Linked DNA regions of Mus musculus: region 2 is linked to region 1. The links are chromatin loops, found by intact Hi-C in ENCODE. Cell type or tissue: left cerebral cortex. All regions are shown on one strand. Each heading gives the region's core, and the rest is flanking DNA. Links, peaks and the distances in the headings are about the cores only.

Region 1 (15,994 bases), core at 5,419-13,418:
GAGTCTGCCTGAGGCTAAGGAGAAGAGATTTGTATCAATTGCATCAACAAAGTCTGAAAAGAGCCCAACAGAGACTTTTTTCTCTGATTAAGTCTCATGAAAAGCATTTTAAACAAGCATAGCAAGCAGGAAGAATATAGAATATACGGTTTGAATTTTAAAGGGGAATCAGGACGTGAAAGAGAGCTGAATCCTATGTTCTTGGAGATAACAGATTTAAGGAATTTGGGGGTAAGATCCCATCCAGCTAAATTTAAATGCAGGCGTGACGGCACACACTTTTAATTCCAGAAGACAAAGACAAACTGATCTCTAACCTGGGACATAGTAGGTTGTAGATGAAGAAAAGCTTACATCCAGCATGGTGGTACATCTCAATCCCAGCAGTACAGGAGACAGAGCCATGCAGAGCTCTGGGTTCAAGGTTAATCTACAGAGCAAATTCCAGGAAAGCCAAGCTTAGGCCATGAGGAAGTTGGAAAACAGAAAAGTGGTAATAGAAAAAAGGTGGGTTGGGGGCTAAGGGGAGAATGTTCCAGCCCCAGTAAGAATCAGAACACGGCAGCTTTGGCCATGTGGCACTGGCTTTAGAGTGAAAAATAGAAGGGACTACTGGGACAATTGATGCTGGTTAGCTGGAGCTAAGAAATTGGTGGTGATTAAAGAGACCAGGATGGGGCTGGAGAAATGGCTCAGCTGTTAAGAGCACTGACTGCACTTCCAGAGGTCCTGAATTCAATTCCCAGCAACCACATGGTGGCTCACAACCACCTGTAATGGAATCTGATGCCCTCTTCTGGTGCATGAAGATGATGACAGTGTACTTACATAGCCAAGGTTGTACCTCGTGCTGCAGCTGTATTTGGTAATGTGTAAGAATCACCCAGGCTATTTGGAAGGCATGAAGAGGTCATGAAGAACAGCTAAGCAGTGTGAGAGGCTATGGAAGGCCATTGGTGAAGGTACAGTCTCAGTTGCAGTTGATGGCCCAGGACTGAAGGGATCATGCAAAGGATTTGAGGCTTGGCACCATGAAGAGAGCCTATGAGAGGCTATTGGTGATGCCTAGTTGCAGTGGAAGACCTCAGTATATTGAGGATGCCAGTACCATGGGATGATCACCAAGAACAGTGACAGAAGTGGAGTGGATCAACCTGACCTTAGACTGATACAGAGTGCAGAGCTGGAGAAGTGACGCTAGCCCTTTGGAAGAGTCCAGAAGATCATGTGTGGATCCCAGACATTGGAACAAGAAGCTGTAACACTGAAGTTGCCTTGAAGATCCTAAGATTTTTGAGATGCCAGAGCCATAGGATATTTGCTGAAGAATGCTGCTAATAGGGAGTGGAACCAGCCCAGGAGAAAGAAGTTTGTTACTTTCAACAAAGATGAAAAAGGAGCTGGAGATCTGAAGACTGCTTTGACTAGACTTGGAGATGCAGAGTTTGGAGTTTGCCCAGCTGGTTTCCTGTCTTGCTTTGGGGATTACAGGTATGGCCCCCATAGACTCATATATTTCAAGAAGCCTATGGGGGTCAGGGAGTGGAATATGATGGTTTGTATATGCTTGGCCCAGGGAGTGGCACTATTAGGAGGTGTGGCCTTGATGGAGTAGGTGTGTCACTGTGGACATGGGCTATAATACCCTAGTCCTAGTTACCTAGAAGTCAGTCTTCCACTAGAAGCCTTCAGATGAAGATGTGGAACTCTCAGCTCTGCCTGCACCATGCCTGCCTGGATGTTGCCATGCTCTCACCTTGATGATAATGGACTGAACCTCTGAACAAGTAAGCCAGCCCCAATTAAATATTGTCCTTTCTAAGACTTACCTTGGCCATGATGTCTGTACTCAGCAGTAAAATCCTAACTAAACATATACAAATATAAAATCCTGGCCAGGCTAAACATACACAAATATAAAAATCTTGGCCAGGCATGATAGTATATGCCTTTAATCCTAGAATTTAGTAGGCAGAGGCATGCAGATCTCTGTGAGTTCGAGGCCAGCCTAGTGTACAGAGAGAGCTCCAGAATAGCCAGGGCTACACAGAGAAACTCTTATTTCAGAAAAAATAAAACAGGGCTGGAGAGATGGCTCAGCAGTTAAGTGCACTGACTGCTCTTCCGAAGGTCCTGAGTTCAAATCCCAGCAACCACATGGTGGCTCACAACTACCGGTAATGAGATCTGACACCCACTTCCGGTGCATCTGAAGACAGCTACAGTGTACTTATATATAATAATAAATAAATCTTAATAAAAAAATTATAGGGTGGGTTGATACTGTTTGAACCAATGACAAGCTGAGGGTATAAATTTCAGGTGACTAATGCTTAATATGCACACTGTCTTAGTTAGGGTTTTTCGGCTGTGAACAGACACTATGACCAAGGCAAGTCTTATAAGGACATTTAATTGGGGCTGGCTTATAGGTTGAGAGGTTCACTTCATTATCATCAAGGCAGGAACATGGCAGCATCCAGGCAGGCATGGTACAGAAGGAGTTCGAGAGTTCTGAAGGCTGCTAGGAGAACATTCCCTTTCAGGCAGCTAGGATGAGGGTCTTAAAGCCCACCCCACAGTGACACAGTGACACACCTACTCCAACAGGGCCACACCTTCTCACAGTACCACTTCCTGGGCTGAGTATATAAAGCCATCACATACACCATACTGGGCTTAGTCCCTGGCACTAAAGAAGACAAATTCTTTTCCTTATAAGCAATTTTGCTTTTTAGTTTCTCTGTATAACCCTGGCTGTCCTGAAACTCAACTCTGTAGACCAGGCTGGCCTTGAACTCAGAAATCTGTCTGTCTCTGCCTCCCAAGTGCTGGGATTAAAGGTGAGCACCACCACTGCCTGGCAGCATTTTTCTTATTATATACTAGACACATATTGTTTTCTTTTTAAAAATAATCATTTAGGACCAGCAATGGCTTATTGGATGCCTGCCATCCAACCAGACAACCCATTAACTCCTGGGACCCATATGGTAGAAGAAGAGAATCAATTCTTCTGACCGGCCCCATGATTTTAAAGACAGTACCTCATAGAGCCTATGCTGGTCTTGAACTTGTTCTACAGACAAGAATGACCTTGACTGCATTTCTGGCTCTCCTGCCTCTACTTCAGTGCAGGGATTACAGGTATGAAACGCCACACAGGGTTTATTCACTGCTAGATGAAACCAGGGCTTCATGCATGCTAGACAAACACTCTATCAACTCAGGGGGGAAGCTTTTTAAATAGTCTGTAAAAACATTCTAGGGGTTGTGAGCAAGCACAAGAACCTCAGCAATGTAAAAACCCATTAAGAAGACGTTAAATATCCTGCCCACAAATGAATCATGAAGACAGACACAGCTCAACTCTATAGCTCCTGGTTATTACCTACAAGACCCTGGCTTTGACCTCAGTCAGCAGTAAAAAGAGATATAAAACAGTAAGATATGTGTCCAAGATGTGTAGTTAAGAAAAAAAGCAAAGGGTGTAAAAGTATTCCTGGTATGAAACACCCAGGTTTTAAAAACTGTATGTAATAACAAAGCAAGCATGCTATATAAATTCAAATAGTATCCCCCAGGAATAGGAAGGAGTAAGAGATAAATGTACAGGGACTAAAATTTTAATATCCCATCCTACCCCCTGCAGAAGTTCCAATATAGAATAAGTGCTTTACCACTGAGCTATAGCCAAGACTAAAAAACTTATTTCAATTCCTGGGTCCCACATGGTAGAAGGAGAAACTGACTTCCACAACTTGTCCTTTGACACAGGAACACCCAAACTTGTTCTCCCTCCCCCCTCTCTCACACTCTTGCACATATGTGTGGACACGCTTTTCTTTCTTTCTTTCTTTCTTTCTTTCTTTCTTTCTTTCTTTCTTTCTTTCTTTCTTTCTTTCTTTCCTTCCTTCCTTCCTTCCTTCCTTCCTTCCTTCCTTCCTTCCTTCCTTCCTTCCTTCCTTCCTTCCTTCTTTTGGTTTTTCGAGACAGGGTTTCTCTGTGTAGCCCTGGCTGTCCTGGAACTCACTCTGTAGACCAGGCTGGCCTCGAACTCAGAAATCCGCCTGCCTCTGCCTCGAGAGTGCTGGGATTACAGGCGTGGGCCACCACCACCAGGGTGTGGACACACTTTTAAATAGGGAAAAGATACAAACATTTCTCCAAAGATTGACAAAAAATAAACAGACAAATGCACAACAAGTGATTCATTTCACTAGCAATCAGAGAAGTGCAAACAAAACCCACAAGAGATGCTGCCACTCATTCTCAATAGGATGTCTATGGTAATATAGATGCCCTTGTGTGGGGTGAGACGAGGACTGTGAGACAAGTAGCTAAGTTTAAGAACAGCCTGGACGACATAACACAACCCTGCCTCAAACAGAACGGAACAAAACAGAGGACTAGGAAGAACTGGCAAAGGCGGCATAATCCCAGCACTTGGGAGGCAGAGGCAGGAGGATCTCAGTGAGCTCAAGCCCAGCCTGGTCTACAAAGCAGGACAGTGAGGACTAAACAGAGGTACCGTCCTTCAAAATAATAAGTAAATAAAAATAAATGAACATTACAAAGGCATGAAGAAATTAGAAATTATGAAACCCAGACTGGCCTTGAACCTCTAGCAATCATCATTCTATTACCCATGTGCTGGGATTACAGGTGGGCGCCCGGCCCCGGCTGTGAACACAGCTCCATTAGGGCATTACACCTGAGACAGAAACCCTGTCTAGAGGATCCAGACAATGACTTATGAGTAAAGGTGCTTCCTGCCAAGCCTGCTAAGACTCAACTCCCTGAGCAGGGCGTGGTGGCACACGCCTTTAATTCCAGCACTCGAAAGGCAGAGGCAGGCGGATTTCTGAGTTCGAGGCCAGCCAGCTCTGGTCTACAGAGTGAGTTCCAAGACAGCCATGACTACACAGAGAAACCCTGTCTCAACAAAACAAAACAAAACAAAACAACAACAAGACTTAACTCCCTGAGCCCCACATGGTGGAAAGAGACAACGCACTTCAGCTAGTTGTCCTCTGAACTCTGTACATACACTATGGCACAAACACACCAAGAAAATGAAAAAAAAAATGTAAATTTAGGTAGCTGGAGAGATGGCTCTGTGGTTAAAAATCACTGGTTGCTATTCTAGATGACCTGGGTTTGGTTCCCAGCACCAACATGATGGCTCACAATCAATCACTATAACTCCAGTTCCAGGGGACCTGACCCCTTCTTCTGGCCTCCCTGGGCACCAGGCCAAGTATTTTCTTGTTTAGTTGTTTGTTTGTTTGTTTTCATTATGAGACAAGGTTTTTCTGTGTATTCCTGCCTGGCTATCTAGAAATTCCATCTGTAGATTCACCTGCCTCCAGAGTGCTGGGATTATAAAGGCATGTACTAGCTCTATAGGCTTATTTTTCCCATTCCTGAGACAACCTCCAGTGTGACTGACTGCTGGCCTCCAATTAAGTACACAGCCAAAAATGACTCTGAACTGATCTTCCTGTCTCTACTCCCAAGTATGTATAGGTATACATTAGCATGGTGAGTTAATTTGCAGTCTTTAGGCCCGAATTTAAGGCCTTGTACCTGGTAGGTAAGCATTCCCCCACTCGCTATATCCTCAACCTGCTCTTCTCGTAGGATAGGGCCTTACTCCTAGGTAACTCAGGTTGGCCATAAACTCAATCTGTAGTGGAGGCAGGCCTTGAATTTGAAATTTCTCCTATTTTTGCCTTGATAGCTTAGATTTCAAAGTTGAACTACCAGACTTAGTTTGGACTATTTTAGGTGAATTTGAACGTGTGTATATTCTATCAAAAAGCTGTTATTAGTATACTTGAGATCAGGAACTCAGTGTGTAGCTAGCTGTAAATCTGTAATAAAGAGTAGTCTTGAAATCCTCTTGCCTCAGACTCCGATTGCTGGAATTATAGACAGAGACACCATGCCCAGATAAAACAAACCAAAATAAACAAAGGGGAAGAGTATTTGTAGAGTCGATTGACTCATCTCCAAATACTCAAAATGTCAGGGTAAGATTTATGCTTATTGTTTTGTGATCTTTACATTTCACAATGAATTTACTATATACTTAGAATGAAGAAAGTGTTAAAATGTTACACAAGTTTTTGCCGAATAGGGCTGAACGCATCTTTCCTAGTAAAATTTAGGACCAAACTGAACACAATCTGAAACGTGCAATTTCTCACATTCCCAACGGAATATGCCAGATGATTTGAATATTTCAAAAGGGAAGGCAGAACTTGATTCTAAACAAACAGATGGGCAGTGGTATTCATTTCTACTTATTGAAACATCGTTTAATGAAAGGGAGAAAGTAAAAAATGAGTGAACGAAAGTCCCATTATAAAACATTCCAAGAGACTATTTTTGAATATTCGATGTTAGGCCTCACAGACTTTTGAAGAAAAAAATTGTGAAAACGAATAAATGTGCCTACGATCAGAATAGGAAGAAACCCGGGGGCGATATGCAGGCGTGTCCCCAGCCGCGGGCCCCGCGCCCCTGCTGGGGCCTGCTGAGAACCGAGGCCCGGAGGCCCAGTCCGACCGGCTTCCACACCGAGCGAGCGCCCAGGGACTCGCTCCGCGCGAAGGTCAGGTCGAGCTGAGCCTCCCGGCTCCCGAGAGCTCCACCCTCCCCTCCTGCTCTCCCTCCCCTCAGCGGCCCCCTAAGGGGACAGGCGGGGCGCTGGGTGAAGGGGGGTGGGGTGGCGTCCTCAGAGGGAAAGGCTCCGCCGCCCTAGAGTGGCGGCCTCGGGTTATTAATAAACTCCGATTCTGCCCGGGCTGCGCTACGAAGGCGGCCGTAGGATCGGCCAGGCCTGAGGACCAGCATAAGCAGCTGGAGGGAGAGCCGGGGCCCGAGTGGGCCCGCGCCGCCGCACTGAGGGCGGCGGCCGGGCGGAGAATAATGCACACTGGGTAAAAACACATTTATATACGAACCTCCGAGAAAATTTTCCAACAATTCCTTCGTCCGACCACCATGCACCAGGACAGGAAACAGCCGCCCGGCCCCCAAGCCCCGCAACCCGCATAGCAATTCTGAGTCCCGCCCCTACCCTCCATTGGGCTGTCTTTACGTCACTCACTGGAAGACTCTTGCTCTCGATTGGTCTAGATTTAGCTGACGGGCAGGAAACCGCCACTAACTACGCCCACCTCACCTGCGTCATTGTTGCCTGACCTTCCTACCCGCTCATGAGTGGCTGGCGCCAGGTACGGAATCAAAGCTTCTGTGCCTGACTGGATGGCGAAACTGCTCATCGCGGACCACTCCGCCCCACGGACGAGTGAATTATGCCGATTCTGGGGCCCCAGCGGGAGGCGCCATTTTGTAGCAAGGGAGGGAGGTTCGTCCTTTTGATTGCCCGGGAGGGAAATAGGGTGATGGGCGCCATTTTCCCTACAGGGCTAATGTGGAACCCATGGAGCTCCCGGTGGCCCTGCCGGAGCGTGTATCGGAGGCCGGATGGGCCTTGCCTTTCTATTGCCGAGTGTTATTTCATTGGAAGGTTAGAGGAAGGCAGGAGGGCGGCCCGAACCTCCCACGCGCTCCCTAGGGGCTCTCGGAGTCGGCCGAGGCCTTCGCTTTGGGTCTCTGTGCCTAGCGCAGCTGATGCCGGAGACTGGGTTCGGAACCTGCCTGCCCTTCCCCAATCTCCGGGCATGACCATGCCATGGGAGGTTGAGCTTTCTGCTTCTGCGGAGATCCCGGCGGAGCCGAGCTTCCGCTGGGAGGCAAAGCGAATGCTCTTAGTGTGTCCGTGGACTTGTGGTCGCTCGGGTCCTTTGCATGCGCTTTCCCTGTTTTGTGAAACTGAAGGATGAAGAAAGCATCTGTTGGGCTCTTTAACCTATTGAGACATTAGTTGTGGCATGTGGTACGTTTTTTTTTTTTTTTAATCCTCTCGGCCCAACCCTTAAGCCATTTCCAATACAAGGCATTTCAGATAAGAGTGCAGTAGCCGCAGTACCAGGTGTATATTCCAATAAGATGAGGAGGTTGACCAGCATTAGCCGTCAGTCACTTGCATTTCAGGTGATGTCATTGATGAAGTCGAAAAATAGCCGGGAGAAACTTGAGTTTGTAACTAAATCTAGTCGGAACCTACAGTATTACCTTCTCTTGCCCTCACCCCATCTGAGACTTTAGTTTGCAGTATAGTTCAGTAGGCTATGAATTTAACCGGAGAGTATATCCCTAAGTGCTAAGAGTAGGCTGTATAGCCTATGCCACATAAGGCCCAATAAATCACAATTTTAAAATATTAATCTAACCAGGGCATAGTTACATAATCGGTACTCAAATGTCATTTGAAGGATCTCAGGACTTAGAATATACATCCTTTTATGGTTTTTGAGAGTGTGGCTGTCTGGCCTTGTATTTGCTATGTAGAGGGCAATTGATGACATGATCTTGACCTAATCCACCCACAACTCCTATCAAACCCTGGCAAGAAAGGTACATGACACCACTACTTTGTTTTGGTACTCTTGGACCTTTCTACCTCCACATGGCCAGTAATGGGATTATAGATAGGCATGTGCCACCATCTCTGGTTCTGAACAGTATTATTATTTTTTGCTTTTTTTTCCAGATGGGGTTTCTCTGTAGCCCTGGCTGTCCTGGAACTCACTCTGTAGACCAGGCTGGCCTTGAACTCAGAAATCCGCCTACCTCTGCCTCCTGAGTGCTGGGATTAAAGGCGTGCGCAAGCACTGCCCGGCCAGTATGAATATTGTTATGAACAATGGTTAAACATTCCTAGTGCAAATGCCACCACCATCTTGTTCATGGGTTTAATCCTCAAGGACACAAAACACTTGGACCCTTAAAAATTAGAATATGGGTCTCCAAGGTGAACAGCCTCTGGCATGTTGGAACAATGTAGCAGGAGATGTCAGAAAAGTTACCACAGGGATAACTGGCTTGTGGCGGCTTTTTGATCCTTCGATGTCGGCTCTTCCTATCGTTAAGCAGAATTCACCAAGCGTTGGATTGTTCACCCACTAATAAGGAACGTGAGCTGGGTGAGCTGAGTTTAGACCGTCGTGAGACAGATAAGGAGGTCGGCCAGTTCCTCCTGCCTTCTGCAAGAGGGTTCCCAGACTGCCCTTTGAGAATAAAATGGGAGGCCACAACCAAAGTCTTTTGGATAAAGCACCACCATGGACTATGCACTAGCACTAACCCGTTTGCCTGCCTTCCTTCCCAAGGCATAGATCTTACCCAGCATGGGAAAGATCCTCCCTCCCTCCCCCCTTCCACCATGCACTCAATAAAATAAAATGAATGAACGAAAAAAAAATTAGGGCATGACACTGGAATTTTAAAAAAGATTTTATTTAATGCTTCAGTGCTCTAACTGTATATACTGTATATATACAGCATGCCAGAAGAGGGCATCAGATCCTATTACCACCATGTGGTTGCTGGTTATTGAATTCAGGATCTCTGTAACCACTGTTATTTCTCCAACCACAGATGGCATTTTATGATCAAAACATTAAATCATTTTTAAGTTTAGTAAATCCTATACCTCAGGGTACTCAAGCTGTTAGGTGTTGTGATTTTATATATTCTATATATAGTAACCGTTTTAACATCACAAATGTCTCTAATTCTTTGTGAGCTTTGAAAGCATGAATATGTAGAACACTGATATGCTAGGCACATCTGTTTTTAAGATTGTTTTGGTAAGGTTAGGGTGGTACTAAGAGCCTTCCACTACTTGTGGATACCAGCCCATCAGTTTTGTGATTTGCTAGATTTTCTTGATTGCTTTTCAGGGCTAATGTTTGGACTCAAATCCAGCCTAATTCAGGCTATGAAAGCACTCTTGACACTGGAATTACAATTTTAAGGACTTATTAAGGCATAACACTTTTTAAAATGACTTCTTGCTACAAGCAGCTAAAGTCACATAACTACAACCCAGTGAATATGTAAAGCTAGTCTAATTTTTCAGATTCTACATTGTTTATCCTAAAATCAAGACACTGCTTAGCAATCTTTGGTCCACCTAGGTCATTTTGGGATAATACATGAGCTGAGAGGCCTAGGCCTTTTAAGTTAATTGCTCTATCAGGGCCATTTATTCTCTATTAATGATCACATTAATGTAGGGTTTCTTTCTCAGCTCATTGGCTGAAATAGTACCACAGGGATCACTACTGTTATTTTTGATTGGCTTTTCTTTTGAGACATGGCTTCTCTGATGCATAGCCCTGGCTATTGTAGAATTCATTCTGTAGACCCAGCTGGCTCCTAAGGCATTCAACTACCTGTGAAGGAGGGGACTAAAGGCATGTTGAAGGGTTTTTTGTTTTCTTTTTTTGGGTGTGTGTGGGAGCGTGGCATCATTTTGGTCCCTCTTTATATGCTCAAACAGAATAACCTTGTCAATTCCTTGGTAGGTGTGAAAAAAAGATTCTATCTGGATTACATGTAGATCAACTTGGAATACACTTGTGATAGATATATGCTTAGCCCAGAGAGTAGAACTATCAGAAGGCCTTGTTGGATTAAGTGCTCCCTGGAAGCCAGTATTCTGCTAAGCAACTTTTACACAGCACTTCGGGCACCATCCTACCTGGATGCTGCTATGTTGTCATCAGCTGCCTTGGTTGTGGTGTCTGTTCACAGCGTAAAACCCTAAGAAAATACTGTAGCATTAGCAGATCTACATTTGGCAACTTGAATCAATTAAAAATAAAAGGAGTGCACATCTTTGCTTGTGAGGTAAAGGGTCTCTATGTTGGCAACTTGACCCACAAAGTTCCAGTATAGCAAGACTAGCTATTGAAGCCAGTCACTTTTTTTTTTTTTTTTTTTTTTTTTTGAGACAGGGTTTCTCTGTGTAGCCCTGGCTGTCCTGGAACTCACTCTGTAGACAAGGCTGGCCTCAAACTCAGAAATGCCTCTGCCTCCCAAGTGCTGGGATTGAAGGCATGTGCCACAACACACGGCTAGCCAGTCACTTCTTAACAGGCATGGTGCTATAGTAAGTTCTGGCCTTTTATGACCAAATAGCTGCTAAAGACCTTGAAATAACACTTTTTTTTTTATCATGGCGGACTTATTTAATATTAAGACTGTATAATTTAGTCATTTGCCCAAATATCATATGGCACTCAAATACAGGGAGACTTATATAGAATCACTTTAGTTAGTTAAAGTTACAACCTAGCTCTAATAGACCTCTGGGAAATACTATTTGTTGTTCAATTTAAGAAACTGTTCTGGACCGGGTGTGGAGGCGCATGCCTTTAATCCCAGCACTCGGGAGGCAGAGTCAGGGGGATTTCTGAGTTCCAGGACAGCCAGGGCTGTACAGAAAAACCAAAACCAAACCAAAAGCCAAAAACAGAACCAAAACCAAAAAAATAACCTGTTCTGGGTCTGGAGAGATAGCTTGAGTCCCAGGTTCAATTCTCACCATACACATCTCACAGCTAACCATCTAATTCCTGAAGACTGAATAAGATCCCCTGAACCCTTTGGTAAAATTTAGATGTGTGAAAAGAACTCAGATAAAAATTCCAGGTTAAGTGTAAGAAGAAAATTTTGATTTGCCTGCTATATTGTAACTATTGATTCTAACTAAAACTACCAATTCTAACTTGAAAAATATATAACCTCTGTAAATGATAATTTTCATTGTGTTTAAAACCAACTTAAACCTTTTTTGATATATGGTTTTCTAGTAACAATGTGAAAATTGGATTAATTTAAATATTAGTGAAGTTTAAAAATTAAAAAAAAATTGATTAGGTACAGAAATGTAAAGGAAGACAATAATGTTAATTACATTATGCACCCCTTCACACAATGTTGAATATAAATTCCTAACTCCATTTTTATTGTACTGATTTTATAGAATAGTGACATTCCCTTAAGCAACCTAGGGTATACACTTGGTGTCGTAACTATGAGACAGGAGTAGAAGCACACTTGGTTAACAATTTGCACCCACACAATTAGAGATTGCTTTCCTTTTGCAAACATTTTAGTATTGAGAAATACTTTGATTCCTCCAGAGGCAAAATGGAAAGCTAAACAGTGCCAGCATCAGGGCTTAGTACACAAGAAAAACACAACACAAAGGGTTTTCTTAATTATGCATTTTAAATATCAATATGTGCATTTCATTTGTACAATTATAAATTTTGTTTTAGACAACAGTATGTAGTAGTTTTGAATCCACTGAGATGTTGCTTTCAATTTGAAATATTGTGTATACATGTATATAAAAAATAATCCAATGTATGACTCATCTGACAGATGTTTAAGATCAATAAGGTCTCATCTTTGAACATGCATTTAGGAAGAGAGGGGAGAAGCCCACCCCGCTGCCCTGTTGTTGCTGGCTTATTTCTGCAGTGGTATCAATAGTGGTTTTTAGAGGGAACCATGTGCCTTCAGTCTTCAGAGTTAGGATAAGATACCATAATCAAGACAGGGGAGGAGAAATGAGGAGAGGGGAATGGGCAGGTATTAATCTTATAAATACATTTTGCACTCTATCTGGTACAAGATAAAAACAGGTTAATGGGGGTAAGGATTAATTAGGAATAAATTGCAATCAGATCAAGACATAATTGCCGAATTAAGTTCTTTTAATAGATTGCATATATAGATGTTTAGCCATACTCTAGATCAACTCTTTAAGAGTAGAATTTTATATCCAATTTACATGCTTCAGATATCACCTCTGTTTGTTACATAAGGTCTTGTATCCAAATGTCCACTTGTACACTGAGAGCTTTAGGAACAAAAAAGGACACAGAGAGAGTTGCCATTTTTAGCAGCAATGAAACATCACTAACCCCTTTTTACATACCGAATTCAAGTCACTACCAGAGGTGAGTGCACCACAAAGTCACCAGATACAAAATTGCTAGTTCATTTTTAAATTAATAATTAAACCTGAAATTACCCCTGCCCCCCACCCCATTACATCCCTTTTTATAAACAGCAAACAGTTTTGCTTTTATACATAGGCTAGCAGGCTTGTTTCAATATGAAAGTGCTAATTCATTTACAGATTTTAAAATCAGTTATGTAGTGCTACAATAAATGTCCAATCTACATAGGAACAATCTGGTGAATGAAAATGATAAAGACCGAATAAGGCTATCGATTACCTTATCATATTTACATATAAAGGATACCCAATGGTAAGGAACAGACAGAAATAGGACAAATACTTAGAGGTGTAAAAATTACATCTACCTTTGAACTTTATACTGTAAATGAGACATTTTAAATAGTCCTGTAGCCCATGCCTATTTTTTTCCTCAGAAAAAGAAAAGCTGCCTTCATGACATCCCCTCATTTCAGATTTCCACAGTGTCTCTTGAAGCTTCAGAGTCAGGATCTTACTTTCTTCAAAAAATAAAGAAAATAGCCCCCCAAGTTAACCCCTCCCCAAATCCCTCTAGTTTCTCGTCCAGTGCCAGGTTACATGATCAGCTCCCACCTCCTGGGGTTTCTGTCCTTCTATTGATCAGTTAGTAGTTAACATGAACCGGATCTGGAACCACTACTAGGAGGAACACAAGCTCTTCACTACACTCACACAGCAGGAAAGAAAGTGGAAACTCAATTCATCCCCGGTGCTGGGCCTCCAAAATTGAAAGAACTTGGCACAACTGGTGCACTGAATTTGTATCCTCCATGCTTTTCAATCATTTTGGACTCTAGAAAAAAAAAGGGGGGGGGGGTGAAACATTAATGGTCAACTGATCATCAACTTCTGTGGAAAAAACTGACAATACATTTACAAGGAGAGTTTAACTGACACATACACTCCCTAAGATGTATATACAGAGTTCTTAGCCAATTTTGATTTAATGTTTAAAGGCAAAAAAGACTTTACTTTTTTTTGTTTGTTTGTTTGGTTTTTTTTTTTTTGAGACAGGGCTTCTCTGTATAGCCCTGGCTGTCCTGGAGCTCACTTTGTAGACCAGGCTGTCCTCGAACTCAGAAATCTGCCTGCCTCTGCCTCCCAAGTGCTGGGATTAAAGGTGTACGCCACCATGCCCGGCTGACTTTACTTTTCATAATGCAAATAAATCAAGGGCTGGAGATGGCTCAGCAGTTAAGAGCAATGACTGCTCTTCCATAAAGCCTGAGCTCAATTCTCAGCAACTACATGGTGGATAACAACCATCTGTAATGGGATGGAATGCCCTCTTCTGTGTGTCTGAGGACAGCTACAGTGTACTCACATAAATAAACTCTATAAAACTAACCCATCACAAAAAAAAATGCACCTAAAACTAAAATCTAAAATACATTAGAATGATATGCTTGATCCTTATTTCAAATGGCAGGTTGGATATAGATAGTTCCAGAAAATGGTCAGGCTGCATATTATATAAGGATACATTTTTAAATGCATAATGAAATGTTTAAAGATGAAATGTCTATGATTCTAATATTTGTAAGAAAAGTGGTAAGTCCAAAAAACTTCATACTACAATTCAGTGCTTAGACCACAAGCCCACATATGTTTAGGTAATGTTAAATCCCTTTAAATAATTTTAAAGCTCTAAAGTCATTAATCTCATTAGAGATAGTATGGCTCACTAACATACCATGGGCTGCTCTTCTTTGATCAGCTAGAGTTGCTATGTCCTGTAACTGTTTCCTTTGCTCTTCATTAAGACCGTGAGTCAAAGCCTGATACCATACAGGATTGCGATTTTGAATAGCTGTATGGGGGAGCAGGAGAAGGAGAGAAAGAACATTATATAAATAATGAAATAAAGAGAACCAACTGCTTCTTTCCATCCCGACACCCCACTGCGATTAAAGGCATAATTCACAATTGCCTGGCTCATCAATTTATATATATACATATAAGTATATATATTAGACTATAAAAATGAAGACATCGTATGGTTCACGGCATTCTTAGTTCTAAGAAATTGGCCTATGTATGTCCTCTAATCTCCATAGGTACACGTGGGTACCCATTACAGACACATCTACAAATAACTAATACAGAACACAATAAAAAATAGGGTTAGTATAGGTTAATAGGAGAAATTGCACATAAAAACTTATATGTAGATGAAGAATGTGCATATATCAATTTTCAAGGGCTGGTTGTCTAGAATGAAGCTCTGAGGATTTGATCTCCTGTGCTACATAAGCCATTTGTTCTGTGATTCTATAATTCCAGAATTTGGGAGCAAGAAGCACGAAAGCCAGAAGTTGAGGGTCCTCCTCAGCAATTTAACAAAATAAGCCAAGGCTGAAATATAGAAGATCCTATCTCAAAAAAGAGAGGGAGGGAGAGAGAAAGAGGGAAAAAGGATCCTTGATAATGGAGGAGCGTGTGATAATGGAGAGAGAAAGTCAGTGGCTGTTGCTCCTGCAGGGCCCTGGGTTCCTCATTCCCAGAACCTAGGCGGTAGGGAAGGACTGAGTCCTCTGACCCCTGTGTGCACACAATGGCATGGTTAACAGGATTTTGTTTTTAATTATTTTTTCAATTAAAATAATCTAAACTGCCAGGGAAATGTTGACACATGCATTTCATCACAACACTGGGGAGGGGGTTAAAAAATTACTGGTATCTGCGTTAAAGACCAGCCTGGTCTACAGAGTGAATTCAAGGATAGCCAGGGCTACAAAGAAAAGACATAGGAAGCTGCGTTCTCCAAAATAGGTGGAAAGAATTCCTATACCTCAAAGCGAACAAATACTTTGCTTCACTTCTTGTCTAAGGGACAGACACAAGAATAAATTTATTCAGTTAAATGGCTCTATCTATATGAAAGTGACTTACTTTGAAATATAGCTTTAAAGATTTGATACTCATCAACAGGGTTGTCTTCATCATCGATGATTGTGGAATAGCCTTCCAGAGCAGTCTCCTCAGCATCATCTTCTTCCCAATCTTCATCATCTCCATCCTCACCAGCTTGTTTAGCCAGGATCTCCAAATATTCTT
Region 2 (15,994 bases), core at 5,130-13,129, 140 kb after region 1:
CATGAGACTGTTTTATGAGCCTAGAAGTTAAATGGCCTCTTTTTTCATTTTGCCCTCTTACCCCTCCCTTTTTGGCCCTGTTGTGCAGAATGACGAGTGAAGAGGTCTACTTAGCGGTTCCTGTGTATCTTAGCCACCTCTGAAGTGTGTGCCTGAGCTGTGCTCCTCAGCCACCTCTCATCAGGGCATCCACAGAATTTGGGCTTGATAAAGTTCTTTATAGATGGGGCTGGAGAGATAGCTCAGTGGTGAAGAGCATTGGCTATTCTTCCATTCCTAGAACCCACATGGTGGTGCTAGTTCAGGGGATCTGATGCCCTCTTCTGACTTCCCCAGGTACCAAACACACTTATGATGCCCAGACATGCGTCCAGCCGTATGGGAAGAGGGGCAATGAAGAAAGCATCAAACGCGCCATCCATGATTAGAGGGAGGTTTTTATTGTGAATAAAAGAGAAAATAACCACAGCCTTGTGGAAGAGTCCAAACTAGAGAGAAAAAGAAGCAGACTAGACATGAAGGGCTAGGGAAGTAGGGCTAAGAGGGTGGTAGCAGAAAATATTGTGTTATAAGGAGGATGAGTAGCTGCAGGAGGGCTGAGGGTTTGGGGTGGTGGTGAGAAGGGTGGTGAGGGGCTTTGAAATGTGTGAAAGAGGTCTGAGTGAGGAGCCTGGAGGCTAGTGTGGACTTGGATATGCTGATAACTGCAGGCATAAGTCAATGGAGCCTCTTGTCCCATTTGCCAAAAGCAAGGGAAATGACTCCTTTGGCTGATTTGGAGCCTGTTTTACAAGTTCCTGAGGAATGCTGACTTTTATCTAACCACCGGAAATCCTCCTGTAGGAGCTGGAATTGGACTAAGGCTGGATATGTGTACTGCCTAAGACCTGACACAGGCAAAGCATCCGTACAGATTAAATAAATAAATAAGAATTCTTTATGGACACTCTCTATTTGACTCACAGCAGTGGGAGAGAAGCTACCAAGCATTATTGGGTGGATCTAGATATTTTAGTTGCTTTCCTGATTCTGGTTGGAAAAACTGCCCCCAACCCTCTTTTTAAAAGATGAGCCAAGGGGTAAGAGATGAAAATGTGTGCCTTTCATTTTGTCAGCTTTGTAAAGGACCCTTGACTAGATGAGTTGATTTTGTTTTGATTTTCTTTTTTGATGGCTTGGCCTAAGAGCATTAATAATGTTAAAAAAAGTAGTCTATTTTTAGGTTATAAATATTTGTTGGCCTTTAATTAGGCAGAGTCAACATTATCTAGTTGGAGGAACTCAGAAGTAAGGTTTAAAGTGGTTCTTCTTAGTTTTTGGATGTTTGAGATGGAAAGCTTTCTTTTATCGTCACAGGTTGGAAGGGTGATTGATGCACTCAGCATAAACGATGCAGGGTCCGTTCAAAATGCAGCTGTAGGAGATGAGTTTTATGGATTGACTGTGTTAGCGAGCTTATGTTATCCTCTGCCTGCTTCTTTTAGAACGTAAAGGCTATTGAGACAAGGTTAAACTTGTGTGTCACTGGGACATCATTTGGCATATTGGAACAATGTCTTGCTGAAGGAAGGACCCTTATCTGATGCTATAAGGAAACCTGTTTCACATAGATTAAAAGTTAAATGAGGGGGAGCAGTGAGGCAGCTCAGTTGGTAAAGGTGTTTGCCAACAAACCTGACAATCTGAGTTACATTCTTGGAACCCACCTGGTGGAAAGAAAGAGCCTACTCCTGAATATTGTCTTTAATTTCGTTCGTGCACACACACTCAGTCACAAACACATGTAAATGTCCTATAGAAATATTTGACATCATAATTCTCAAAACCAATACTAGCAGGTATCTCTTTTATATAACTGAGAGAGACATACTCTTAACCTTTAGTAATCTGTTGGAGTGAAGGCCATGCTACATGTCTTGTAAGGACAGATTAATAAAATAAGCATGATCTTCTAATTTATAGTGCAAGAAAATTAACAAGAACAAGGATTTTAAAGTATTAAATTGATCAAGCAAGACCTAAATATAAGCCAAGGTGATAGTGAGCAGTTTTAGCATATGACTGGGGTCAAACTGGGTTCAAATCCCAGTGTTATCAAGTAGTGATCGTAGGCATATGCTTGGCCTGTATCACATTTTTAAATTAATTAATTAATTAATTAATAAGGATGGGTTTTTACCTACATATATATGTATGTCTCTGTGCCTGGTGTCCATGGAGGCAGAAGAGGACAGTGGGTCTGCTGGAGCTGGAGTTATAGACAGTTGGGAGAGGCCATGTGGATGCTGGAAACTGAACTTGGGTCCTCTGGCAGAGAGCTGCCAGTGGTTTTGTCGGCTAAGTCATTTCTCTGGCTCCTGTCTCTGGGTGTTTTGTCTTGTTTTGTTTTAAAGTTTATCTTTTCAGGTTAGTCCAAGACTGCCTGAACTCTGTAGCTCTATGCTAGCCTGAAACTCTTAGTGGTTCTCCTGCCTCGGTTTCCCCAAGTACTGTGATTATAGCCATGCATATCTTCTTTAGTCAGTTTCATCTGTAAAATAAGACTGGATGGTGACAAGTCCAGCCATTACTCTGAGTGCTGACTACTTCTGAGCCTGAGCAAGCACTGTAACAGTCAAATCTTTTTTTTTTTTTTTTTTAAGATTTATTTATTGCTATATGTAAGTTCACTGTAGCTGTCCTCAGACACACCAGAAGAGGGCGTCAGATCTCATTATGGATGGTTGTGAGCCACCATGTGGTTGCTGGGATTTGAACTCAGGACCTTCGGAAGAGCAGTCAGTTCTCTTAACCGCTGAGCCATCTCTCCAGCCCGTAACAGTCAAATCTTGAGAATTAGGAGTGAAGCCTAGAAGGGGTGAACACAAGTGCTCAGCACTGATGCCAGACTTTGACACTTCTCACGAACCGGAATCCATTGATTTGTGAAGCTTTTGAATGCCACTGCCATCTTGGTTTCACAAGTACTTTTAGCTATTTCCCCTAGCATTTAATTCTGGGGAAAGAGCCATGTTTCTAAGGTTTTATTTTAGAAAGCAGGAGGGAGCTTGGGTGGAGGGACTGTCTCGTTGCCTGCCCCATCTTTACTCCGCACCTCACATCTGTCAGTTGATCACCCCTTGTCCTTTCTAAAACCTCTCTCTCTGGGCTCCACTTGTTTACACCTCCTGTTTTCATTTCCAGGCTAACCTCTGCTTTGTGGATGTTGACAACCACTTCATTGAGTTGCCAGAGGACTTGCCTCAATTTCCCAACAAACTGGAGTTTGTCCAGGAGGTCTCTGAGATCCTCATGGCCTTTGGCGTTCCCCCTGAAGGGAACCTCCATTGCAGCGAAAGCGCCTCAAAGCTGAAGAGGATCCGAGCTTCTGAGCTTGTGTCTGACAAGAGGAACGGGAACATTGCGGGCTCCCCTTTGCACTCCTATGAGCTCCTCAAGGAAAATGAAACTATTGCTCGGTTGCAAGCTTTGGTCAAGAGGACTGGAGTGAGTTTGGAAAAAGTAAGATGTTGGAACTAAGTTTGTGACAGATTGGATCTGTGTTAGAGTGCTGTGTTCGAGTGCTGTGTTCGAGTGCTGTGTTAGAGTGCCTGTGGAAGCTGCGCTGAGGATGAGAAAAGACCCAGATACTTTTTTTTTTTTAAGTTTTTCTAGTCAGGTTTCTCTGTGTAGACCAGACTGGTCTTGAACTTAAGAGCCTGCCTCTGCCTCCCAAGTGCTAGGATTAAAGGTGTCACCACCGCCCAGCCGATAGTGCACATCTGTGAGCAGTGAAGGGATGGACCAAGTGGGAGACTGAGCACAAGCAGCTCTTCTAGCAGTTGTCACTTGATCTAAGTTTTTTTTCTTAAGATATTTATCTATCTATCTATCTATCTATCTATTTAATGTAAGTACACTGTAGCTGTCTTCAGACACTCCAGAAGATGGGATCAGATTTCATTACGGATGGTTGTGAGCCACCATGTGGTTGCTGGGATTTGAACTCAGGACCTTTGGAAGAGCAGTCGGCGCTCTGAACCACTGAGCCATCTCACCAGCCCCTAAGTCTTTTATTTATTTATTTATTTATTTATTTTTTATTTTTTATTTTTGGTTTTTCTTTTTTTTTCTTTTCTTTTCTTTTTTTTTTTTTTTGGTTTTTCGAGACAGGGTTTCTCTGTATAGCCCTGGCTGTCCTGGAACTCACTTTGTAGACCAGGCTGGCCTCGAACTCAGACTGCCTCTGCCTCTCGAGTGCTGGGATTAAAGGTGTGCGCCACCACGCCCGGCACTTGATCTAAGTCTTAAGTCTGGGTGGCTTCTTGTGCAGGTCCGGGAGAGCCTGTTGCCATCTGTGTGAAATTCTGCAGAGTGAATGGGAAGAACTGAGGACCTTTCATATCCATTGCCCTGTGACCCAAGATTCAGAGCCTAGTCTAGAGCCCAGCTGCAGCTTAAACCAGATCCTGCAGTGCTGAACTCCGTCCAGGGCTACACCTGGCTTTCCAGTTTCTGGATTTGGTGATATTAAGCTTTCTGTGCTTTCTGCCCATGCCTTTACCTTCCCCATTCTCATTGCTGAACACCTTTGGTTAGGTAAATATGAATGTTAGGTTGATGTCATGATTTTGTGGGACTTCCTTTTTTAGGGGTCAGCTATTTCGTTTCTCTTCTATAAAGTACAGCAGAATAAAAATTTTTTTTACCAGTTGAATAGAGAAATATTTAGGAAGATTAAAAATGTATCTCTTTTTTAAAAAGAACAAGCCTTGAAAGGTAAGAAAAGTAATCCCCGGTCTGTAAAGAAAACCCAAAGAAAGGTAACACCTGGAGCAGGCCAGAGCCAGAGCTCGGCCCAGGCCTCTCCTTGTTGGGGAAGTTTGCTCCTTTTGTTCCTTGGCTGGATTGCACTCAGTTTACCACGACTGCATCTCCACTTAGCTTGTTGTTGGATGCCTGCCTTCGGGTCGACCTCCTCTTTTCTCCATCTCAGAATCTCTCCTTTTCCTCTTCCCTTTACTTCCTACCTGGTTGCCAGGCAAGAGTCAACTGCTAAGCCAAATCTCTTTAACTTCTAGACTCCCTCCCTTTATATTTCTTCCCATTTTTACTTTAGTTCTCACCTTCTCACCATTTGCTGCTAAGACCAATAGGGAAAAAATCAGATGAATTTATTTCTTGGCATAAAAGTATAATTGTTCATATCTTCACCTGACCCTCCTGCTTTTTTTAAAGCTGGAAGTTCGTGAAGATCCCAGTAGCAATAAAGATTTCAAAGTTCAATGTGATGAAGAAGAGCTCAGGATTTACCAGCTAAACATTCAAATCCGGGAAGTCTTTGCCAATCGCTTTACTCAGATGTTTGCCGATTATGAAGTGTTTGTCATCCAGCCCAGCCAGGATAAGGAGTCCTGGTTCACCAACAGGGAACAGATGCAGAACTTTGATAAAGTAAGTGAGACCCTGCGGGCAGGTGCACATGAGACACCTTGCAGCTTGAAGAAGTGACTGCATATGACATCACTAGAAAAGTCAAGTAGAGAGGCAGGCATACAGATGATTACGGTTAGGTGATTTACCTCTAGCTGGTGCCCCTTCCCCTTGTTTTGGTTTTGTTTTGCTCTGTGGTCTTTAAAAGGACTCTTTCTCTAGGCAGAGGTGTATATGTAGTTGAATGTCTGGGCTAGCTGTGTCAGATTTTTGGGAAATTGAACTTTTATGAGTGTTAACAAAGGGGAGGAGGGTTGTAATTGGCTTTTCATAAGGACGTAGGATGCTTCAGAGAAGATTTGTCACACTTCAGCTCTTGGGGGTGTTGCCTGTGATGGTCAGGGCTGCTCTATTCTCTTCTCTGTTGTTGACTGCTTCTCTTTGGTTCCACTAGGCATCCTTCCTGTCAGATCAGCCTGAGCCCTACCTGCCCTTCCTCTCAAGATTCCTAGAGACCCAGATGTTTGCATCTTTTATTGATAACAAGATCATGTGTCATGATGATGATGATAAAGACCCTGTCCTCCGGGTCTTTGACTCAAGGGTAGACAAGATCAGACTGTTGAATGTTCGAACACCTACTCTTAGGACATCTATGTACCAGAAGTGTACCACTGTGGATGAAGCAGGTGAGGCCTCCTTGGCCACTGGGACCTCATTGGTAACATGTCCCCTTTCCTCAACATGTATGCTTTCCTCATGGTTTGCCTTTGAGTATGTTATCCATGGCCTGCAGTGTTCTTCCTATTTATTTATTTATTTATTTATGGCAGGGTCTCTATGCCCTGGCTGTCCTGGCACCCACACTCGTAGAGCCCCACCCGCCTCTGCCTTACCACAGAGACTGAAGGTGTGCAGCACCATGCTTTGCCTTCTTCCTCAGTTTTTTTGTTTTTTTCTTTTGGTCTGGAAACTGGTTTTGAGGCAAGAGTCTCTCTTGACTGGCCTAGAACTGCTATTTAAGCCAGTCTGGCCTTGAACTCCTGTCTCTCAAAGTCACTTTTAAAATCAGGATTCCCCATCCTTTTCATTCCCCATAAAGTGTATTACACTTGAAAATGGCCGCATTGGAACAGCTGAGGACAGTGAGGCTAGAGATCTGGCCACCCGAGGCTCTCCTATCTGTGTAAGAGTGAGCAGTCAGTTCTCAGCCCGTCTGTAATTCATGTATTGAATCTGCAGCATGATTGAGTTACTCTTGCCTGTTATCAGAAGATGTAGTGTCATAGGTCTACTGGAATATAGGGTTTAAGCTATGGAATGAAGAGCTAACCAGCCCCCTCTTTAAAGGCTTTTTCAGAAGAAGAGGTGTCATGGTGTCAACTGTGCACTTTGTTCCCCAAGCACCAGAGCTCTCACTGCAGATACACTAGAGCAGGCTTCTTGTCACTGATCTTGAATCCCCAGCCTTTGGAACTGCTCTAGACCCAGTCTAGGCTTCTTCTGTATGTGCCCCAGGGCAGTTAGCTGAGACATTTGTAAGAATTACTTCATCTATTTCTAATTCTTAGGGACTCCTGTCCTTCACTGCCCAATGGACAGGATGTTTTCCTGTTAGTGTATATTTCAGACAAGAGGGTAAAAAAAAAAAATCAGTCTTTTTACTCTATCTTGGTTAGAAGTGAAAGAGGAGTTATTTCTTAAAAAAAAAAAAAGGTTGACTTGAATTTTTTATTTTGAATCTCAGAAAAAGCAATTGAACTACGTCTGGCAAAAATTGACCATACTGCAGTTCACCCACATCTTCTTGACATGAAAATTGGACAAGGAAAATATGAACCTGGCTTTTTCCCTAAGCTGCAGTCTGATGTGCTTTGCACCGGGCCAGCCAGCAACAAGTAAGTGAACCGTAGAGATTCCCCAATGATCATCAGGCACTGTTGTCACTGACAGCCAGAGTCTAAGCTAGCGTTGGTGTACACGGAAGACCTCGGGGGTTTTCTTAGTGTTTTATTATTTTGTGTGCACGAGTATTTTGTCTGCATCCATGCCTGTGTACCACTTGTATGGCTGGAGGCCAGAAGAGGACAAAGATCTTGAGCTGGAATGGCAGATGGTTGTGAGCCGCCATGTGAGTACCTAGAATTGAACTTAGGTCCTCTGGATGAAAGGCTGGTGCTCTTAACCACTGAAGCCATCTCAGTATTTAAAGAATTTAAGAAACAAGTATGGATAAGACCTAAACTATGTAGGTGTCAGGGTGTCTTGTCAGCTTTTGTCTACACTGTACACATTGGGTAACTCTTACAAATTGGATATTCCCGGGACTTGCAAGCAGCCAGGCAGCCGATGGGTTAAAATGACCTATGTGAACCCCATCTAACAGACAGCTATCTAGCTTTATGTCCTTAAACAGAGGTGTTGGGAATAACTGGCCCTGACTGAAGGTCAGGATGGTTGTTTTTTTCCCCAGACAGCTTTGTATCTGCATGTGGAGCTTTGGTAGTTAATTGGAGACAAATGAATGTGGAGCTTTGGTAGCTAATTGGAGACAAATGAACGGCTCACTTTGGGAGGCCTTCTCTTTTGTTCTCTCACTGATTTTTTTTAGCTGCTCACCCCACAGCCTTTGCATTGCCTCTGTGGCTTCCTGTGCTCACCATTAGCTGCCTAGACACTGGAGTTTTTTCTTGTTAGTTGGTCTTAGTGGATCTCTCTCTCTCTCTCTCTCTCTGTTTCTCTCTCTCTCTCTTTGCCTCTATCTCAAGACATGGTTTCTCTATATATGTCCTGGAACTTGATTTGTAGACCAGGCAGGCATCGAACTCAGGAATCTGCCTGCCTCTGCCTTGTGATTGCTGGAATTATGGCTGTCTTTTTATTTTTTGAGACAGGGTCTCTCTCAATGTGTATACCAGGTTGAACTTAGAACTCACAGAGTAGTGAATATTCTTAATGGCCTCTTTTGATATTGTCAGGTGGACAAAAAGGAATGCCCCTGCACAGTGGAGGCGGAAAGACCGGCAGAAGCAGCACACAGAACACTTGCGCTTAGACAATGACCAGAGAGAGGTAAGACGCCTTAGGAATGGCAAGGAGGCCCCTTCTGTCATGCTGCACTCACCCTGTCTGTCACTCTCTTAGCATTTAGTAAGTTGCCCCAGCAGTGACCTCTCCCTGTGTCATTCTAGAGAGCACAGTGTTTTTCATGACAGCCAGCCAGATGATCCTGTATGTTCTGTTACTTGATAGGAATTTCAGAAGATGCCAGTCTGAAACTTGGAGAAATAAATGCCTTTAAAATTGGGGCTTTTTTTTTTTTTGTTTGTGGCACAGTAGGAAAGGAACTAATTTTGTTAAAATAGAAAGGAGGAAAGTAAGCTGGGGTCGGGGCTGTGACTCTTACTCTGAGGACAGAGAACTTTTTCCTGGACTTCTTTGTATCTCAGGTGATTGTGATATTTAGTTTTCAGTGCCGACTTGACACAATTCGGAATCACCTGGGAGGAATCCTAGTGTGTGTGTGGGGGTGTCCAGATTAGGCTGGCCTGTGAGTGTGTCTGGGTGGGACTGTCTTGGTTACCTTAATTGACTTGGGAAGATTCTCTTGCTCTTGGTTGCACAGTTCCCTGGGCAGTTAGTGCTGAATTGTGTAAGAGTAGAGAGAACAAACTGAGAACCAGCATGCTGCATCCTCTCTGCTGATTGCAGATGGCATCAGCTCCCTCCAGTGCCCACTGCTGTGCTCCCTGGTATGATAAACTGTATCTGCAGCTGTGAGCCCAAGGAAACCCTTTCTACCTGAATCTGCCTTGAGTTGCTTTTGTCAGGGTTTTATGGCAGCATTAGAAAAGAACTTAGCTTATTTTTTTCTTTATGTGGATAAGGAGGGGGATGGTTACCTAGTTACTGTTGTGTTGTGCTGAAGAGACATGACGACTAAGGCAGTTCTTAGGAAAGGTAGCAGGCATGTCTAAGCTGTGCATTCCTAGCTACATGTGCTCTAGGAGACCTGCAAATAAACCTGCCCAACATACGACAGTAAATGGACTCAAGCCATCGTTTGTTTGTTTACATATTACAGTTTGTAACTCCATGCCGGGTTCCTAAGTGTAAGCATCATGTTATAACGTCAAACATTTGGCTATGTGTGTGTCATATGCAAATGTTTGTATAAATGCCTCTCATGTCTTTAAATCAAAGGTAGTTTATTATACTCATGTCAATAAAACCAGAAATTGTAGTATTTTGATTTTCCCCTTTAGTACAAGAATTACACTTAAATTTTCTGCTTCCATATATATTTGAGCCCAGGCATAGGCAAGCAAAGAAGGTGTGGGGTACAATGTCCTCCTTGGGAGCCCACCAGTTGGTTGCTATGGTTTCTGTCCATGGACATAAAAGCTCTTTGGTTTTTCTGTTTAATGTAGAAGTACATCCAGGAAGCCAGGAATATGGGCAGTACCATCCGTCAGCCCAAACTGTCCAACCTCTCTCCATCAGTCATTGCCCAGACCAACTGGAAGTTTGTAGAAGGCCTGCTGAAGGAATGTCGAAACAAGGTGAGCTGTGGGTACTCAGTGCTGCTGTTTCCCTTGGCAGCAAAAAGAAGATCATTGCTTGGCTCGGACCACTCCTTATTTTATTTAAAAAGTGTGAGGGTAGGGATGGGGAGAGGGAGGTCAGGACAGCTTTGTAAGCCAGGTCTCTTCTGTCTTCATGTGGGGTCTGATGATGGAGCTCAGATCATCAGTTTGCCATGCCATCTGTCTGCCTCATGCCTTACATAATGGGATAATGCTAACCTTAAAAACTCGTTGCCTTATTAATTTCAGTGTTTTGCATATGTGGAAATGCTTTTGCTTCTCTGTTGTAATCTAACAGTAATTGCTTTTCATATCTAGTAATGGTTTGTGGGGCTGGAGAGATGGCTCAGTGGTTAAGAACACTGGATGCTCTTCCAGAGGACCCAGGTTCTATTCCCAGCACCCACATGGCAGCTCAGTGCTGTCTGTAACTCCCTTTCTAGGGAATCTGACCCCTCACACAGACACACATGCAGGCAAACATTGATGCTTTGTGGACCAGGCTGGCATGGAACTCAGTGTGCCACCACTGTCTGGATAGAAAGATTAGTTTTTAATATTTAAATTTTAAATGTAATTTCTAAGAAAAAGTCTTCATACAAGTCAGAATATCATAATATTTAGGACAACTCAGCTGATTTGTTCTCTGCTGCATCCTGAGAGTTATGAGTGAAATTGGAAGAAATTCATACTTTAAGAAGCTTGGGCTGGGGCCACAGGAGAGGGAGAAGGAGAAGGAAGAAGATGCCGTGGGGAGATGGATCCTGAGAGCATGGCCATGAGGACTGGCCAGTTGAAGTAGGAACAGCCCAGGCAGAACATGGTCTGCCTTCTCATACTTGTCACTTTGTCCCCAAAAAAGCAAGAGAAGAAGAGGAAGAGGAAGGAAGGAAGAAAGAGCAGGAGGAAGGAGGAGGAACAGGCAGAAGAGAAGGAGGAAGAGGAGGAGGAGGAGCCCAATTTATGTTGCCCGTATACTCCCTTGAGTATGGTCAAACTCCCAGTAACAGCCCCTTAAAGAAAATAGTCCTATTCCATGCACTCCCCCACCAGAAGCCTCCGGTGGTGGAGAGCTACACCTCAGCATCCTTAGCACAGTTTTTTAGAGCTCTCTTTGATGGTTTTCTGTATAGACTGTTATTTTTTTGGGCGGTGGGGTAGGATTCTTTGATCAAATTAAGCAAACTTGATTTTCTCTCAGATAAGACTGTCTACCCAAAGTGGGGTTCAAGAGAATAGCATCGAACACAGGAAAGGATGAGGTTTATATTAACTCCAAACTCCAAGGCTAGGGCTAGGTTTCAAGAGTTTTGGTCACATAGAAACTTGGCAGAACCTTTCAAAATTATTTGCCAGAACATCTCATCTCAGCAGAGTGGAGGTGTGGAACATGTCAAATTCCAGAAAATGGTCAAGACATGGTCAAATCCAAGTTTTATAGAAGACAGGAATCAACTTATTTTGACCTTGTAACAAGATAGGCTTTAATCTGGTCTGTATATAGAGTTAGACCCTGTTTCAAACACAAAAAAACCACCCTAGATTATTCTATGAGAATTGATATTTTAAATTTCAGATTTGTTCAATTTTAAGATTTTATTATTTATTAATATTTTAAGGTTTATTTTAGTATGTAAGAGTATTTTGTCTGCATGTAATCTGTGCATTACATGTGTGCCTGGTGCCTAAAGAAGTGATGAGCCTCCATGTGTGTGGTGGGAATCAAACCTGGGTCTTTTGAAAGAGCAACAAGTGTTCTCACCCACTGAGCCAGCCATCTTTGCAGTCCCAAGATTTTGTGTTTTAAATATGTGTGTGTGTGTGTGTGTGTGTGTGTGTGTGTGTGTGTGTGTGTATCTCTGACTGTGTTTGCCTGCCTGCAAGTACACTCAGAGGCCAGAGAGGGTATCAGGTCTCCTGGAGCTTGAGTTACTGGCTATTGTGAGCCACCCAATTCTGGGACTGAACCCAAGCCCTCTTTACAGGAGCAGTCCAGTGTCTAAACCCTGGGCTGTTTTTTCCCAGCCCCCTAGTTTAATTTTTAAACTGAGAGTTCATTCTAAGTCACTTGCGACTTTCTCCTATAGCGTTACCTTTCCTGCTATTAAAACCACTATTGATACATTTCTTGAAAGTTTTCATGTTCCTCAGTCATCTTGGCATTGATGTTGTTACATATTTGTAATAAGCATTTGTAGATTTTTACCTGAAATTATTCTCAATAAGTTCTTTCCTCTTTGAGAGTTATTTTAGATTTATTTCTAGGTTACATGTGCTTGAAGGTCTGTCCAGTGCATTTATTTAAGCCATGAGAATGGGGGAATAGCCAAGGTGGGCATGAGCAAAGGCTTTTATTCAACTCTTTTCACCTCATAAAGGCAAAGATTTGGATCCAGAGTAATGAAATCTCTTGCTAGGATCACTTGCTGATAGCTGTGTTTTCGCCTCCTTAACTGAGCTTTGAAAGCTTGCGTTCCCTATCACCTGGCCCACATGACTATACACTGTCCCTGGGCTTCTTCATCTCATCCTTCTTAGCCCAGCACATGTGCCATGCAGACTGCCACAGCTCTCTGCAGCAGTGTGGTTCTACTCACTGTGGTGATCTGTCCTACTTATCCATTTCTAGACCAAGAGGATGCTGGTAGAGAAGATGGGTCGAGAGGCCGTGGAGCTGGGGCATGGGGAGGTGAACATCACCGGTGTGGAAGAGAACACTTTGATTGCCAGCCTCTGTGACCTTCTGGAGAGGATCTGGAGCCATGGGCTACAAGTGAAGCAGGTAATGGGTCTAGCCTTTGGTTTCACTTCTAGTCTGGGATGCCAGTGGTTCTCAACCTCCCCAATGCTGTGACTCTTTACACAGTTCCTCATGTGGTGGTGACCCTCAACTATAAATTTTTTCATTACTACCTCATAACTATAATTTTGCTACTGTTATGAATTATGATGTAAATATCTGATATATGGGGTAGGGTATCAACAGCTAAGCGAATGTGAGTTCAGCTTTTTTTTTCTTATAAATAAAGTTTATACATCTATGTTTTTTAAACCTTTGAAAGTGGCACCTTTTTCTAGGAGGCGGTGCCTCACACCTTTAGTCCCAGCACTGAGGCAAGAACAGGTGGGTCTGTGAGTTCAAGGACACCCTAGTCTACAGAGATAGTTCTAGGACAGTTAGGGCTAAACAGAGAACCCCTGTCTTGAAAAACAAGATCAAACAAACAAAATGGCATCTTTCTTGGGAGTAAGTTGCAGATCAGCTTGGTTGGTCCTCTACTGTTGGCCTGTGTTTGGAAGTAGAACAGAGAGAGAACTGAGTTGAGGGAGTAACAGACCTCATTAATTACAGTCCTATTAGAAATGAGGCTCTTGCCGGGCGGTGGTGGCGCACGCCTTTAAGCCCAGCACTTGGGAGACAGAGGCAGGTGGATTTCTGAGTTCAAGGCCAGAAGAAAGGAAGGAGGCTCTCAGTGACGGCTGGTCATCTGAAGATCTGAGAGAAGCAGAGTGTTTGGTCCTTGCCACATAGAACTCCAAGAATCTCCTTGTTCCAGTGACGTGCTTTTCAGTGATAGTCATAGCCGCCATCTTTTATTCTCATGTTCTGTTCTGAAGCAAGGTCTCATGTAGCCCAGGCCACTGTGTAGTCCATGTGTTCAAGGGTGACCTTGAACTCCTGGTCCTGCTACCTTTCACCGTCTAAGTACTATTACAGACATGGTTAGTGCAGTGCTGTAAATTAAATCCAGGGTTTCATGTATGCTAAGCAAACACTCTACCATTGGATCTAATTTTCTTTTTTTGTTATTGTTGTTTGTTCTTTTTTGTTCTTGTTTGTTTGAGACAGGGTTTCTTAAGACAGCCTTGGCTATCCTGGAACTCTGAGCTCTGTAGAGCAGGCTGGCTTCAATCTCAGAGATCCAACTGCTTCTGCCTAAGATTGCTGGGATTAAAGATGTGCACCACTATACCTGGCCCTAAATTTTTTTTTATTAATTTATTTTGTGTGTGTGTGAGAGAGAGAGAAAAGTTGGGGGAAAAGGTCAGCAAACAACTTGCAGGACTCCTTTCTCTGTTTCTGCTCCTTGGAACACAAAGATTGGACTCCAGTGGCAAGCTCCTTTACCCACTAAGCTATCTTTAGTAGAATGGCCTTGAACTCACTGTATAACCCATTACTATGTTGATTTACCACTAAAGATAGAGTTCCACACTACAAGAAGGCAGGCTATATGCAACTATGAGGATGAGATAAACTATAAGTAAACACACTAGAACCCTGGCATCTGGAGAGCCAAAGTTGTAACTGCTGACACATAGCTAGTTTTCCTTTTTGCCAAGGCACAAGTTCAAATAACATCTGGGAGTCTGAGTTAAGGGAGCAATCTGCCCCTTAATGACAGGTCAGTTGGTCACCCTCAAACTGGTTTCCTTTATAATCATCCTTCAAAGTGTCACGACTCATGTGTGCTTGTGTGTGTGTGTTTGTGTGTGTGTGCATGCACATGCACATATGCAGACCTCAGGTGTCCTTCATTTTTATTTTCTTTTTGAGACAGGGTCTTTCTGTAGCCATTGCTGTCCTTAACTCTCTGATCCTTCTGCGTCTACCTCTGGAGTGTTGAAATTATCGGCATGGACTACTACCCTTGGCACCTGCTAGGCAAGCACTCTGCCAACTGAGCCATATCCCCAGCACTAAGATGCTTTATTTTAGAGATTTAACATGGTGCTTTATTATTAGCAAGCACTGAGATATGATAGCATCTATCATTATTTTCATTAAATATAACACTCACTTTGTAAGATTATTTATAAGTTATGTTGCTAACATAATATATACTGAATTTTTATCAACTACATAGGAACTCAATCATGAATATGAAATATTTGTCACCTGTGATAGTTATAGGGGCTGGGGAGATAGCTCAATTGGTAAAATGCTTGCTCTACAAGCATGAGGACCTGAGAGTCCTGTCTCTAGAGCTTACATAAGGAAAGCTAATAGTGGTGAGTGTTTGTAATCTCACTGTCAGGGAGGAGGAGACCAGTAGATCCCTGGGGCTCACTTTGGATAGCAGGTATTTGATGAAGTACAGGCCATTGAGAGATACTGACTGTCTTAGTCAAGGTTTCTATTCCTGGACAAAACATCATGACCTGGAAAGAGAGGCCCATTGGACACGCAAACTTTATATGCCCCAGTACAGGGGAATGCCAGGCCAAAAAGTGGGAATGGGTGGGTAGGGGAGTGGGTGGGTAGGGGAGTGGGGGGGGAGGGCATGGAGGACTTTTGGGCTAGCATTGGAAATGTAATTGAGGAAAATATGTAATAAAAAAAACAAAACAAAAAACATCATGACCAAGAAGCAAGTTGGGGAGGAAAGGGTTTATTCAGCTTACACTTCCACATTGCTGTTCATCACTGAAGGAAGTCAGGACTGGAACTCAAGCAGGTCAGGAAGCAGGAGCTGATGCAGAGACCATGGAGGGATGTTCTTTACTGGCTTGCTTCCCCTGGCTTGCTCAGCCTGCTCTCTTATAGAACCAAGACTACCAGCCCAGAGAGGGTCCCAACCACAAGGGGACCTCCCCCCTTAATCACTAATTGAGAAAATGCCTTACAGCTGGATCTCGTGGAAGCATTTCCCCAACTGAAGCTCCTTTCTCTGTGATAACTCCAGCCTGTGTCAAGTTGACATAAAACTAGCCAGTACATTGACCTTAAAAAAAAAAAAAGATTGGAACTGGGCATAGTTTAATCCAGCACTTAGGAGGCAGGGGCAGAGGCAGAGGCAGAGGCAGGAGGATCTCTGTGAGTTTGAGGCCAGCTTGGTTTATTTATCCCAGCCTGCAACTAAGGGCAAGATGAAGATGCCTTTAAATGTAATAGGGAATTTAGACACTGTTACACAGACTCTTGACAGGCTAGGTGTGTGTGTGTGTGTGTGTGTGTGTGTGTGTGTGTGTGGGTTTAGGGTGGACAGGATATG

The links. Hi-C counts contacts between places; a loop is a spot of excess contacts. Peaks named below come from ENCODE experiments on the same cell type or tissue, not always from the same donor. Only the 100,000 strongest peaks of a DNase experiment are listed, where the experiment ranks them.
Region 2: it touches region 1 in a loop (2.5-fold over the local background); 8 of 42 quality-filtered maps call a loop at or near these places.

What each region holds. Positions count from the first base shown.
Region 1 is chr7:110,052,753-110,068,746 of GRCm38, reverse strand. It overlaps Ipo7 (importin 7), which reads right to left. Exons shown (of 25, transcript NM_181517.5): 23 at 15,830-15,994; 24 at 14,631-14,747; 25 at 12,138-13,730. The coding sequence ends at 13,633. Zfp143 (zinc finger protein 143) reads right to left here and starts at 7,036. Exons shown (of 16, transcript NM_001374618.1): 1 at 6,972-7,036. In left cerebral cortex, for the core only: CTCF peaks have their summits at 7,781 and 9,423 (motif pointing right); DNase peaks (open chromatin) are centred at 8,047, 8,357, 9,170, 9,420 and 3 more places; H3K4me3 peaks cover 2,545 bases; H3K27ac peaks cover 2,964 bases.
Region 2 is chr7:109,908,701-109,924,694 of GRCm38, reverse strand. Dennd5a (DENN/MADD domain containing 5A) reads left to right here. Exons shown (of 23, transcript NM_021494.1): 6 at 3,184-3,501; 7 at 5,218-5,433; 8 at 5,867-6,101; 9 at 7,160-7,310; 10 at 8,391-8,484; 11 at 9,843-9,974; 12 at 12,628-12,780. Among named protein-coding and RNA genes, the nearest start is that of Dennd5a, 44 kb to the left of the region's middle. In left cerebral cortex, for the core only: a CTCF peak has its summit at 9,151; no DNase peak of the experiment used is centred there.